Linked DNA regions of Homo sapiens: region 2 is linked to region 1. The links are chromatin contacts, found by Hi-C in ENCODE. All regions are on one chromosome and are shown on one strand. The core of a region is the stretch at or near the end of the contact, and the rest is flanking DNA. Distances in the headings are between cores, read along the strand shown.

Region 1 (5,763 bases), core at 2,502-5,001:
ATGGTTCTTCAACCTTAGATGGTACCCTCTAATGGGCAAAAAAAAAAAAAAAACCTTCTAAAAACAGCTGTTCTGGACTGAACCTACGAAACTTCTAAATCAGAACAGTAAGGACCAGAAGCTTCAACTCAGTGATCTACAATTACAGTCCTCCAAAACCTTCTCCAGCCCCAGTGTGATGTATCTCAGGGGGGCATCAAAATCTAATAGAAAGTTCGGTAAAAAGGGAAAACGAAAACTCAGAGCTAAGCAAAAATGTAGATTGGCATCATCTTTCTGCATTCACGAATTATAGTCTGTGGACATCCTGGTGTTTTCTTTCCTGCACTTTTCAGGTATATGGCAGGCCAAAGTATGTGCAACTTCATGAAGAGTTTGTAAAACACCTGGGTTGCCTTTAAAAACCACTCTAAAAGAAGCCCAAACTTATGGCCCAAAACATTTTGGGAAACTCACTAGGTTTCAACATATGCCACAGGATAGGAATGGAATTGGATTGTTTTGCTCCCTTCACAGGAACCCCAGGACCAGACAAAATGATGTGCAGCAAGACCTCTGTGAGGCTTCCTTTCTTCAACCCAGTGCTGCTAACCCTCCAGGGCAGCCTCCTGTGCTCCCACCACCAGCCTCTGGTAGGACTCTCACATACACTGAGTCCCTGAACAAACTCAATAACACCATCCCATTTTTAAAGCACTGCAACTCCTCCTTACAATACTAATGTGTTCATAATAATTTGCCCCATTCTTCTGGCAGGAGCAAAACTGAAGCAACTTGAAATGCCATCAGCAAAAAGTTATTTATTTCCCATTCCTGAGCATCAGAGAAAACAGGGTTTCATTGGCTGGATCTGCCTTCAATAGCTTTCTGGTTTCAATTTAAACTTCAAGTCTCCAAGGAAAAAACTGGCATTCTGGGAGGTCCAGGCCCAGCCAAGTTTCAGTGTCTCCACAGGAACCCAGAAAGGATGCCCCATCCAGCTAGCTATTTCTCATCTGCTTCCTTTTGCATACTATATAGAAGCTTTGGAGCAGAGATTGAAGTACAACTAAAAATAATGACCACATTGAGAGAACTCTCCTCTCCTAGAGGTACACTTTTGTGCCAGACAAGTATCGATTCATCCCCTAGAGGAATTCAAAGTTAACAGGAGAAATGGAATCCAGGGGAAAGTACCTACCTATTTATTTCTTCTTCAGCAAAATCCTGCCTCCTGCCTCTCCCCACTCACCATTTTCAACTAAATCCTAAAACACTCCCAAGCACTGTTTCCTTTTTCCCCAACCCTCATTTAGGTCAGGTGATTTACAAAGTAGCTCACTCTGAGCAAGGCAAGTCCATGACCAGAAGCCCTTATGGCAGCAGGGGCTGTTGGGTTAACTTAAAGATACCTCTAGGTTCCCCTGTGTGATGTCCAAAACTGGGCCTTCCAGCAGAGCCTTCCTATGTAACATTCTGATGCTAACATACAAAAGATCAAATTACAGCCCTTCACTTGCCTAGCCCTTTCATGAACATATAAGGCAGTTGATATTTTCTCCCAAGCTAGAAGTGGCCCCCTTCTTAACCGACACTACTGCCTCTCAGACACTCCACCTTATGTTCACTGCAAGCCATCCCCTCCCCCACCTCCAGTTTGTTTATTCCAGAGATACATCTATTTTCCCAGCTAAGAGAGACGAGTCCCTTTCCCTCCTCTGGCTCCCGGTGGTGCATTCGCTCACCACCTCCTCCCCCAGCTCAGCTCAGGTTACTATAGTGGCTAGCAACTCCCACAGCCCAGGTCTAACACCAACTCAACTTCCCAAGACCAATAGTTTGTTTTGGTTTTGGTTTTGTCCCCTTAACGGGGGAGGAGAAATCGTGTGCCAAGCAACACTCTGGGTACCTGGTCTCCATATCTTTGGGGGCTACATTCCCTGCCGTTTGCAAATACTCTGTTTAACCACACTTGATTTCTTCCTCCTCTTCCGACTTTCCCCCAAACACTCTGTCTTAATACCCTTTTCTGGGAACAGGCAATGAGACTAAGCACAGGGGAAAACACAGCACCTCACCTTCACTCTGACACCTGGGAATCCCTCGTCAGAGCAAAAGAGCTCACGCCTCCCTCAGGGAGTTTAAGGATGGTAGAAGCCAGAGAAATCAGAAAAAAAGGGAGGGAGTGACCTGGGATGGTAAACTAGCTACATCTTAAAGTGCTACAAACTTTCTCCTCCCTCACACGCCCCTGTCTGGTTGGCTCCGCCTTCCCATCCCAGCTGGGGTGTGCAAAGGAAACTCTCCCCGGAATGCCCAGGTCTGGTCCAGTGTTGAAGATGTGGCCTGCACACAACACCGCCCTTCCTCTCCAAATACCTCTTCTCTACCCCATCCCCTTTCTCCCACGACACACACATGCTTTGCACGTGAAGATGAGTTTGGATGGGGCACAGGAGATATACCTATTTACTAAAGGAGGGTAAGAGATGGTGCCAAATCGGCAGATAGTTTTGGTGACAGTACAGAGACTTCAAGAAATTAGTTTTTAGTATAAATCTACAGAAAAAGAAGAAAAACAGGATGAAGAGTGAAGGAATGAAAAGAAAAAGAAGGAAAAAGATGTAAGAGAAAAACAATCAACGCCAGTGGACTCCAACTAAACTTTAAGGGGAAAGGTGTGGATAGTTGGCAGGAGGTGGGGGGAGTGTAGGGGCTGGAAGGGAAAGGTATCTGCTGTAGAATTCCAGAATAAACTGCCCTTTTGGAGGAGAGTTTCTGCAGGGATAAAGAGACACACAAATTGCCCTTTTAGCGTTAGATGTCAACCGTGAGATTATCAGGACAGTTTATTTGAAACGGAAACGAATCGGAAATCCTTCCCACAACAGTCCTTTTAGACAGATACACACCCTGAGAATCCAACACAGACACACATAAAGAATAAATGCAGCATTAGGGGGCAATAAGAACTCCCCTTCCACACTCTCAATACCTCTAGCCTCATCTATTTCCAATTGCACAACTTTCAATCTCCAATGAAAATATTTCCAGTTGGATCCGATTTCAGACTTGTAGTAAGCGGTCTGGATGGGGGGGCGGGGGGAATAGGTGCTGTACTGTGCAGGGGAGGGGGGCTGGAAGACAGTATTTCGGCAGTTAACTTATTTTTTTAGAACCAGCATGCTCTACCGATCAGAAATTGCTATTACCCAACAATGCTTCCATCACAAACAGACACTGAAAACAGCATCCCCGTTATCACCATCTTGCCAAAGATCTGCCCGGTCCAGTTTACCTGACTTTGTCCCTGCGGAACTTCTCAGACAGTATTTCGGTCAAAGAGATAATGGTTTGGAAGACAAAAACAATAAATCGATACCGAAGGGTTCCCTTTCCGGAGTGATTTCCCACTGGAAACCACCGAACGGGGAAGCCTGCCGTTCATTCCCAAGCCCACGGCTCCTCTAGAAACGCACACAATGCGTGCTTTCAAAAAGGCATTCGTCTGCTTTTAAGGGAATTCCTATCTTTTCAGAGTCCCAAAACCAGAGAGCACAAGAAAGAGACTCAAATCCATTGATTAAGATTTTTAAGAAAAAGACTAACACACAGGCACAACACAAGCACACACCAACCTTCGCCGGCTGGACCACTTCTTGCCTGTTCTTCTTTCTATTAACGACACGTTAGATTCTGATACATTCCCCCCCCAAAAAAATCCAACTAGGTTACAATGTAGCTCTCTAGCTCCACTTAACCTGCAAGTTACAAAGAGAGAAAAAAAAAATCCTGCCTTCCCACCCCTTTCCTTACCCCCTCCCCCTCCCGAGTCCACTCCACCAACGCCAAACCCGCCAGCCCCGCCAGCCGGCTGCAGGACCGAGGGAGGGTGCAAAAGGCGGGGGGCGGAGGGGGGGTAGATCAGATTAGGCGAAACTCAATAAGCTCCCAGCCCTCCAGCCCAAAGCTTCCACCATCGCCGCCACCAACGAGCCACTCCAATTGAGCCAGCATCGCCGCCCACCCGCCGGCCCGCCGGAATCGCGCCCATCTCCTGCAACCTCGCCCGGACCGGCATCCCGCCCCCTCGGCCCGGTCTCCCCCTTCCCGCCGGGTGCAAAGTCAAAGACCCAGCAAGGCGACGTGAACTTTTGCATGCAGGGCACACACGTCGCCCCCGGTTCCGGGAGTGCGGGGGCCCGCGGCGCGGAGGGAGGCTGGGCGCCCGGGCTCCCGGGCCAAGGTCGCCGCGCGTGCTCACCCATGTCCCGGCGGCTCCGGCTCCGCTGGCCCCGGCGCTCGCTCAGATCCCGGCTCCCGTCGCTCGCCCGAGCCCCCAAAGGTGCTGCTGCGGCAACTCCATGGCGATGAGCATCTGTCAAACGGCGAGCCGCGAGCTGGCCGCCCTAGCTCGGGGGGCGCCGGGGCCCCCGGGCGCGCGGAGGCGGCGGCGAGCGGCGGGCGCCCCGGCCGGCCCCGCGCTTCCCGCCCGACTCTGCCGCCTCCGCCGCGCCACCGATTTATGGAGAGAGATATCAAGGGGGAAAATGGCGTCTCCGGAGCCCGAGGAGTCCTGGAGTAATCACATTCACACACACACGCCCGCACGCACACACACTCGCACACACTGGCACACAGGCGCGCGGCGAGCCCTGCTAATTTTAGCAGGAGCCAAAAAAAATTTTATATATATATATATATATATATATATATATATATCCCCGTCTCTCCGATCAATGCTTTTTCTTTTTTTGCTTTTTTTTTTTTTTTTTTTTTTTTTTTTGCTTTTCTTCAAAGGATGGGTTGGAGCGTTAAAAAATGTTGGTGGGTTTGGGCTCGCAGGAGGCGGCGCGCGGAGGGCGAGGGCGCTTTTGCTGAGCTGTGCAGTTCGGTCCGCTGAGCCCGGCGGCCCTGCCCGCCCGCTCGTCCGCCCGCGGTCGCTAGTGTTGCCGCCGCCGCCGCCGCCGCCGCCGCTGCTGCTCCATGGCCGCGCCCGCCCCGCGCCCCCGCCGCGTCCCGTCGCCGCCCGCCCGCGTCCCCGGTGAGCGCTGGAGTGGGGTCGGGCCCGTGTGCCTGCCTCCCGCGCCCTCTCCGAATCCCGGACTCCTAGTGAAAGGAAGGGGGAGGGCGCGGGCGCGGAAGGGAGGTGGATCGGAGCGGCAGCGCGGCCCAGCCGAACGGGTACCGACCGTCACCCCGCGATCTTCCTCGCAGGGGGCGCCGGCGCCCAAGCTGCTCGCCCGGAGGGCCCAGAGCCGCTTCCCAGACCAGAGCCGGGGGAGGCGCAGCCAGTAGCGAGCCCTGAGCGACCTCTCTCCCCACTCGCCCCCCTGCCCCAGTGAATTTCTGTCAGTTGAAGGGAGCGGGGCTCTTGCCCGGGGAAAAGGAAAACAGTTCGTGGCCTGGGATCTGGGACCCCTTGCCGCCCCCAGCGCCCCTCCCGCTCCCCGGCGCCCTTGCGGCCCAGTGGCTCCTGCGCGCCGGAGTCCGCCGCGAAGACTGAGCGGCCGCGGGGATCGCCGCGGGCTCCGCGCGTATTCCTGGGCTCAACACTGCCACTATCTGACACAACAGGAGCAGTGTCGGGGGGGTACTGCGCGCCCAGACGTGAGCTGTGATAGGCTCTCGAAACTGGGCGCATTTTTTTTTTAACCTGGTAATTATATTTCACTTTCAGGGTTTTTTTAAATTATTATTATTATTTTATTGTTGTTGTTAAGCGACTTGTATGCATTCAGATCTCATGTGCATTTTCTCGTTATTCAAGAGAATTGGACACTT
Region 2 (5,901 bases), core at 2,396-4,895, 840 kb before region 1:
TAAGTCTCCTGAATTAGTCCTACCAGAAATCTCACCAAAGTTGGGAGAAAACTTTCCTTCAACTCCAAATGCTAGGGTGAGGAGAAAATGGGGCAGGAAAAAGGGCAGGGGCTGGTGGGGCCATGGTGCCTCTATCTTATTTTTCATATGGAGCAGCTGAGGCCAGATAAGGCAGGTGAGGCATTTAAGGGCTTAGCAGTTAGGTCTACACCTGTGTGTTTTCGTATACGGTCCTGTGTTCTTTCCATGAAGATTGTCACTTACCCATTTCTCTAAATGAGCCCTGAACTAAGAAGAATGAAATGCCAAAGTTTCATGTGTATGTGTCATCTGTTGGCCTTCTGATGTGGATATATAGGGCTGGATAGGGAACTATGTTCAGGGTACCTTGCCTACCATAGGTGATCAGGCTGCTCTGGGCTTCCTTGAGGCCAGTGTCCAACCCTTCCTCTCACCTCAGGTCCAGCTGGGCTGGTCCCACACCCCATCAAGGGCACATCCCTCTCACTGCCTTTGTCTTTTCTTTCTTGCATTCTATTCACACCCTACTGGGTCTTCAAGTCCCAGCTGAGTTGAATGCAGTGCAATGGGATTGAACAAGCATTTATTGAGGACCTCATCAGTACAAAACATTGGGTAGCCAGACACTTGTTGAGGTGTTGAGGGCACTAAGTGAATAAAATACACTCTCCATGCAAGGTTCAAGAGGAAAACAGGTCTGTAAACAGTCAAGTCTCACAGTCTAAGGCTGAGAATAGTAAAGAATAAGTAATAGTAGTAATAAGGATCACTTATTGAGCACCCACTAAGGACCAGGCTCCATCCAGGTGCTTTATACTTGTTACTGCCAATCCTTACAATAGCCAGGAAAGACAGGTATTAGAGGCAGCCCAGAGTATTCAGGTGAGCTCCAGTTTTGTGTCCAGTCCTGAGGTTCAATTCAACTCCGTACTTTACAAATTATGTGTCTTTGGGGCAACTTTCTTAATTTTTCTGCATCTCTCATTCTCTTATCTGAAAATGATGACAAAATCTTCTTCAAAGGACAGATGTGAGGGTTAAACAGTAAAAGGCACACAAACAGCCTAGTGTAGGGTAAGTTCTCAACAAATGTGGCCAGAGATCTGGACGACCTGGGAAAAGTGAAATAGTGCCCTTAAAGGAAGCCCTCAGTGGAGATCCAGGCAGTTGCTGTGTCAGAGCAAAGGCAGGTCTCAGGTGGGGAGGGTTACAGGCAGGATGTATCATTTGCACTGGGTCTCCAAAGACAGGGGAGATTTCGTGGGGTTAAAGAATGATAACTAGTGGCTGGGTGTGGTGGCTCACACCTGTAATCCCAGCACCTTGGGAGGCCAAGGCAGGCTGATCACGAGGTCAGGAGATCAAGACCATCTTGGCCAACATGGTGTAAACCCCGTGTTTACTTAAAAAAAAAAAAAAAAAAAAAGCTGGGTGTGGTTGTATGTGCCTGGAATCCCAGCTACTCAGGAGGCTGAGGCAGGAGAATCGCTTGAGCTAGGGAGCCGGAGGTTGCAGTGAGCCGAGATTGCGCCACTGCACTCCAGCCTGGGTGACAGAGTGAGATTCCATCTCAAAACAAACAAACAAAGAAACAAAAAAAAAACCTGGTGATGGGAGTATAGATTGCTCCTGCCCTGGGCGACCTGTCTTTGTGATACTTATCCACATCTCAAGGTGTCTGGCTGGGTTATCCAGACTCAGCATAGGGGCTGGGGCTGGAGCTGGAGGAACTTTCTTGGCATTTCCCTCCTTTGTTTATTTAATCCTTTTCTCAAATTGAGTGTAAACTACAATTCTCACCAGCTGAGAAAGTGGAGAACCCCCACCCCACACCCCACCAGTGACCAGTGCAGACTACAGCTTGCCGTAGACCACTTATGGGGTCATGGTAAGACACTCTGCCCTCTCACCCATGACTTGGAGAGATCAGTTTTTTGGTTGCATGCGTGCCAAGCCATGGCATGCTCTGCGTTGGAACTTAGCAGAAATGGGAACCCCTGGCAACCCAGATGCTTAAACCAGGTGTCCTCAGCAAAATGGCCTCTGACTTCTATTGCCCAAGGCAACAGGGTATAGCTGGTTTGGTGATATGATTTTCTAATGATCCACATGTTAATAAGAATTGGGGAATCCAATGAGAGCCTGAGTAAAGTGAGCAAGCAAGCAAACAGAAATCTTCACGCAACAAACAACAACCACAATAACAAGCACACTGTACAAAATTCATGAATATTTGTGGTCTAAAATAAATGAATGAACATGAATGGAATTTCCTGAAGAAAGTGCTATTACCAAAACCATCATCTATTTTAGAGGTCGATGGAGAACTAGGCCTGTTTCCCGAGAACTGTCAGTGCAGAATTAAATGTGCTATGTGGCATTTCCATTCTGGGTAGTGAGTTATGTAGGATTGCTCCCGCCCTGAGCTCGGGGCCATCTCCAGCAGAATGAGAGGCAGGGACTGAGGGATGGTGCCGGGAAGCTGCCGCTCTGGGGATGGCAGGGCTCAAACTCTCCCAGGTCTGCAATGTCAAGGGTGCACCTTCCGGGGTTACCTTCTCGAGTTTATTACTGCAAGCTGGACATTTTCTCATGGGCTTATAGTGTTTATGCTTCTAGGGCTTAGCTGTTTTGGATAGCAAGGCTAAACATAAAAAAATGCCTCCTTTTCACAACACATCATACCCAGAACTTGACGCTGCCAACTTTCCTACAGCACTTTCTATTTCTTAAGGTGCTTTAACATGCATGCTCCCATTTGAAATCCACAGTAACCCCACGTGAAGGATGGTGATCTCCACTGATATGATGTGCAAACTGAAGGTCAGAAAGGCACATAACTGCCTTAGACTGCCTTAGATTGCCCAAGGGGCAAATAGTCCAGGCAGGATTAGAACATGAGTCTGCTGACTCCCAGTCCAGCACGCTTTCCTCCATGGCAAGCTGCCCTCAAATGAAACATAGCTCAAAGAGTAACGATGTCTAAGGCCAGTTACCCCATAGGCCTCTGGGAAAATACCTCTTACTTTCTGGATGAATATGCCCACTCACAATCAGCCACACCCCTTCCTGCCTCCCTCAGCTTGAGTCCCAGAATCACTTGGCTGTTTAGAACAAATGCATTTATGAGGGCCAGCTCCAGAGATTCTGATTCTGTGGGAACCTGCATTTTTGACACACTCACCAAGTGATTCTGATGCACATTAAATCTTGCGACTTGCTGGTTTATGGAATACAATGGATTTTAAAGGTCACTTGAGCCAGACATAATCTCATATGTAAATCTGTTTCCTCGAAAGGTAATTTTATTTAAAAAAGAAAAAAAATGAAAAAGGAAACAGGGTTACTTTCTGAAGGTCTTTTCCAAAGTTATACCTCATATCTAAATGTCCTCTCTCTTCTTTCTGGCTTCTCTCAATTTTCCAAGTCTTTTTTGTACCTTTCTTGTGTTACTCTCTCTGGTCCCTGAGCTGTATCCTGCTTATGGTACTATCCAGTTACTGAGTGTCTGTCTTGTGTGAGTCTCTATCCCTAACCCTGTGCACTCTTTCTGAGTTATGTATTCTGCATTCCCAGTAGTCCTTAGCACAATGCCAGAAACTGCAAGTATGCTTTGGCTGTAAGCTTGGAATGAGTCATTTAACCCTGTCGGACTCAGTGCCTAGCACAACTCTCCATCAGTAAGGATAATCAAGATGATGTAGAAGCAAAGCCCATCATCAAACTGGCATTGAGTCCCTATCAGGTTAAAGCCTCAACTAAGCTCTCAGAAATTCCCTTAAAAAATATGACTGTTGACAGGTCACTTGATGTAGAACTGAGGTGATGGGAGGTGCAGGTCATGTTTCCAGGCCATAGGTGGGCCTGTTGGATGGTCATAGACACTACTCTTGCCTGGGCCAGCTGTTAAGATTCTAGAGTATCTCAGAGGACCTGGTGGGAGGAGGAAGGCCCACCCATTCCCACTGCTGGGGAAGCACCCAATCACCAAGGCCCTGTCACCTGTGCAGACTTTCGGTCATAATAATAATCATGATCCTAACAGCTTGTATATGCCCTGGGCTTTGCCACTTAGTAAGCCTTTCCCTTATCTTCTCATGGTAACCCACAAATTAGATAGATTGTTCTCTCTGGTCTAGAGAGGAAGAAATAGATGTTCCCAGAGGTTGAGGTAACTGCCCTAGGTCACACAGCTAGATGTGTGAGAACCCACATTTTCTGATGCTGAAATTTCATGCTCTTTCCAGGACACCATGTTGCTTCTTGTCTCATGGGCCATACCTCCTTAGGATGGAAACGCCCAGAAAAACACTTCTCTATAAAGATCTAGCTCATTTGACATGCAAAGTTTATTCCATACATTTTAATCAAAAAGAACAGAAATAAATGCAACTTTAAATGCATTTAGTCCATCATTCAAAAGGTATTTATTTAGTGCTTAGTACCATGTAAAAGCCCAGTTGCGGGCACTGGGTCAGGGACAGGGGGACATAAGGTAAGGGTGTGTTTAAGGCATGCCCATGGACTCGCAGCCTGCACCACCCATTATCCTAAGTCTCCATCAGGTGATCTGCCAACAGTCACATGTAGCACACTCATATTCCTGAAAGGAATTTTTGAGATTTTAGTTGAGGCTTTATACCTGTTAGGGACTCAATATCTATTTGATGATGGGCTCTGCTTCTGCAAAAACCACATCTTGATTCTCTGCACTGAAGCAGGGAATAGTGCTAGGTACTGAGTCCAACATGGTTGAATGACTCATTCCAAGAATATGGCTAAAGCATCTTTTTAACTTTCTAAAGACATACCAAATATGGTTTCCACCCTCTACGTACTTCAACCAAATGGTACGTACAAGACATGCCCATTGGCCCAAAGAGATCTAAGCACACCACAGCTGTGATTTCTGGTGTGTGAAAGTGGCAGTAGCTGCTAGCTCCCATCCATGTATGCAAGGGCCTGCTAACACCCAGAGTAGCCTGATACCACTGCCAGGTAGTTGGTGGCACCAGCCTGTTAATTCCTAGTGTAGGAGTCCCATCTGATTCTGGTTTCCTTCAGAGACCTCCCCTTAGTGTAGAACCCAGAGCGATCTCACAAAGGGCTGCTAAACCACAGGCTCCAGGGGATGAGCAGATCCCGGAGTAACAGCACGGGTGGAATTTCTCTGAGCCTTTAGCTTAATTTCTTAAAATTATCAGACAGGAGATCTTTGGCTTAGCCCCTTTTTGATTGCCAAGTGCACAAGTTGGGGTTTATATGAGCTCTCTCCTCCTTCTTCGTGCTTACTCTGCCCCCTTTTTCCAATTAGTTCTCTGGCAGGGAATCTTCCTCAGCTAGCAGCTAACAGTAAATTATGTGTCTGGGATTCCCCCAGGGGTGAGTGAGTGAGGTGTATGTGTGTGTGCTCATGCTCACGCATGGGCATGGGGGTGCTGAAGTGGGAAAGGAGGATCCAAGTTCAAAACCAACACTGGAGACTCTGTGAATGGGCAGATAAAGAATAATTTCCCCTGAGGGTCATGCCTGGCCTTGGAGCATTCCATCTCCTACAAGAAGCAATCAAATGGAACTCTGCTTGATTCAGGGGTAGCTAATCTACCAGGGATATTTTTTTCCTTCCACACCCCACCTTGCCTTCTGTTGCCTTCATGGGTTTCTGTTCATTTATACATGGATTCAGTTGCTTGTTAGTGCGCTCTGCAGTGCTTCCCTAAGGATATAACTCTGCAGATGGACGACATTTTTTATTTTATTTTCTTAGTATTACTCTTGGCTTTTTGGAGGATTTTTTAAAATGATTATTCCTCCTGGTATTATTTTAGTTTCCAATTACAGTGTGGGTATACTCTAGCACACTGCTATTTTGTAAATGGA

What was found. A loop is a pair of places that touch in the nucleus more often than their neighbours do. Pooled maps may share reads with other maps.
Region 2: a map of ascending aorta shows a loop between it and region 1 (4-fold over the local background). The contact joins the enhancer-like site here to the promoter of SETBP1 in region 1. A Hi-C loop is called at or near these places in 4 of 168 maps with a recorded cell type or tissue (ascending aorta, chondrocyte, esophagus muscularis mucosa and 1 more) and 7 of 50 pooled maps.

The regions. Positions count from the first base shown.
Region 1 is chr18:44,678,876-44,684,638 of GRCh38, reverse strand. SETBP1 (SET binding protein 1) reads right to left here and starts at 3,751. Exons shown (of 6, transcript NM_015559.3): 1 at 3,618-3,751. SETBP1-DT (SETBP1 divergent transcript) reads left to right here and starts at 4,767. Exons shown (of 2, transcript NR_187430.2): 1 at 4,767-5,023; 2 at 5,750-5,763. RefSeq lists enhancers at 1,616-1,705, 1,756-1,825, 1,936-2,005 and silencers at 3,877-3,926, 4,067-4,316, 4,987-5,626.
Region 2 is chr18:45,519,040-45,524,940 of GRCh38, reverse strand. It overlaps a transcript of SLC14A2 not described here. Among named protein-coding and RNA genes, the nearest start is that of SLC14A2-AS1, 18 kb to the right of the region's middle. Within about 2 kb of position 3,645, at least 3 of the 41 ENCODE cell types and tissues checked have a DNase peak (open chromatin) inside an H3K27ac peak, as active enhancers do; they include ascending aorta, where a contact is called at or near this core.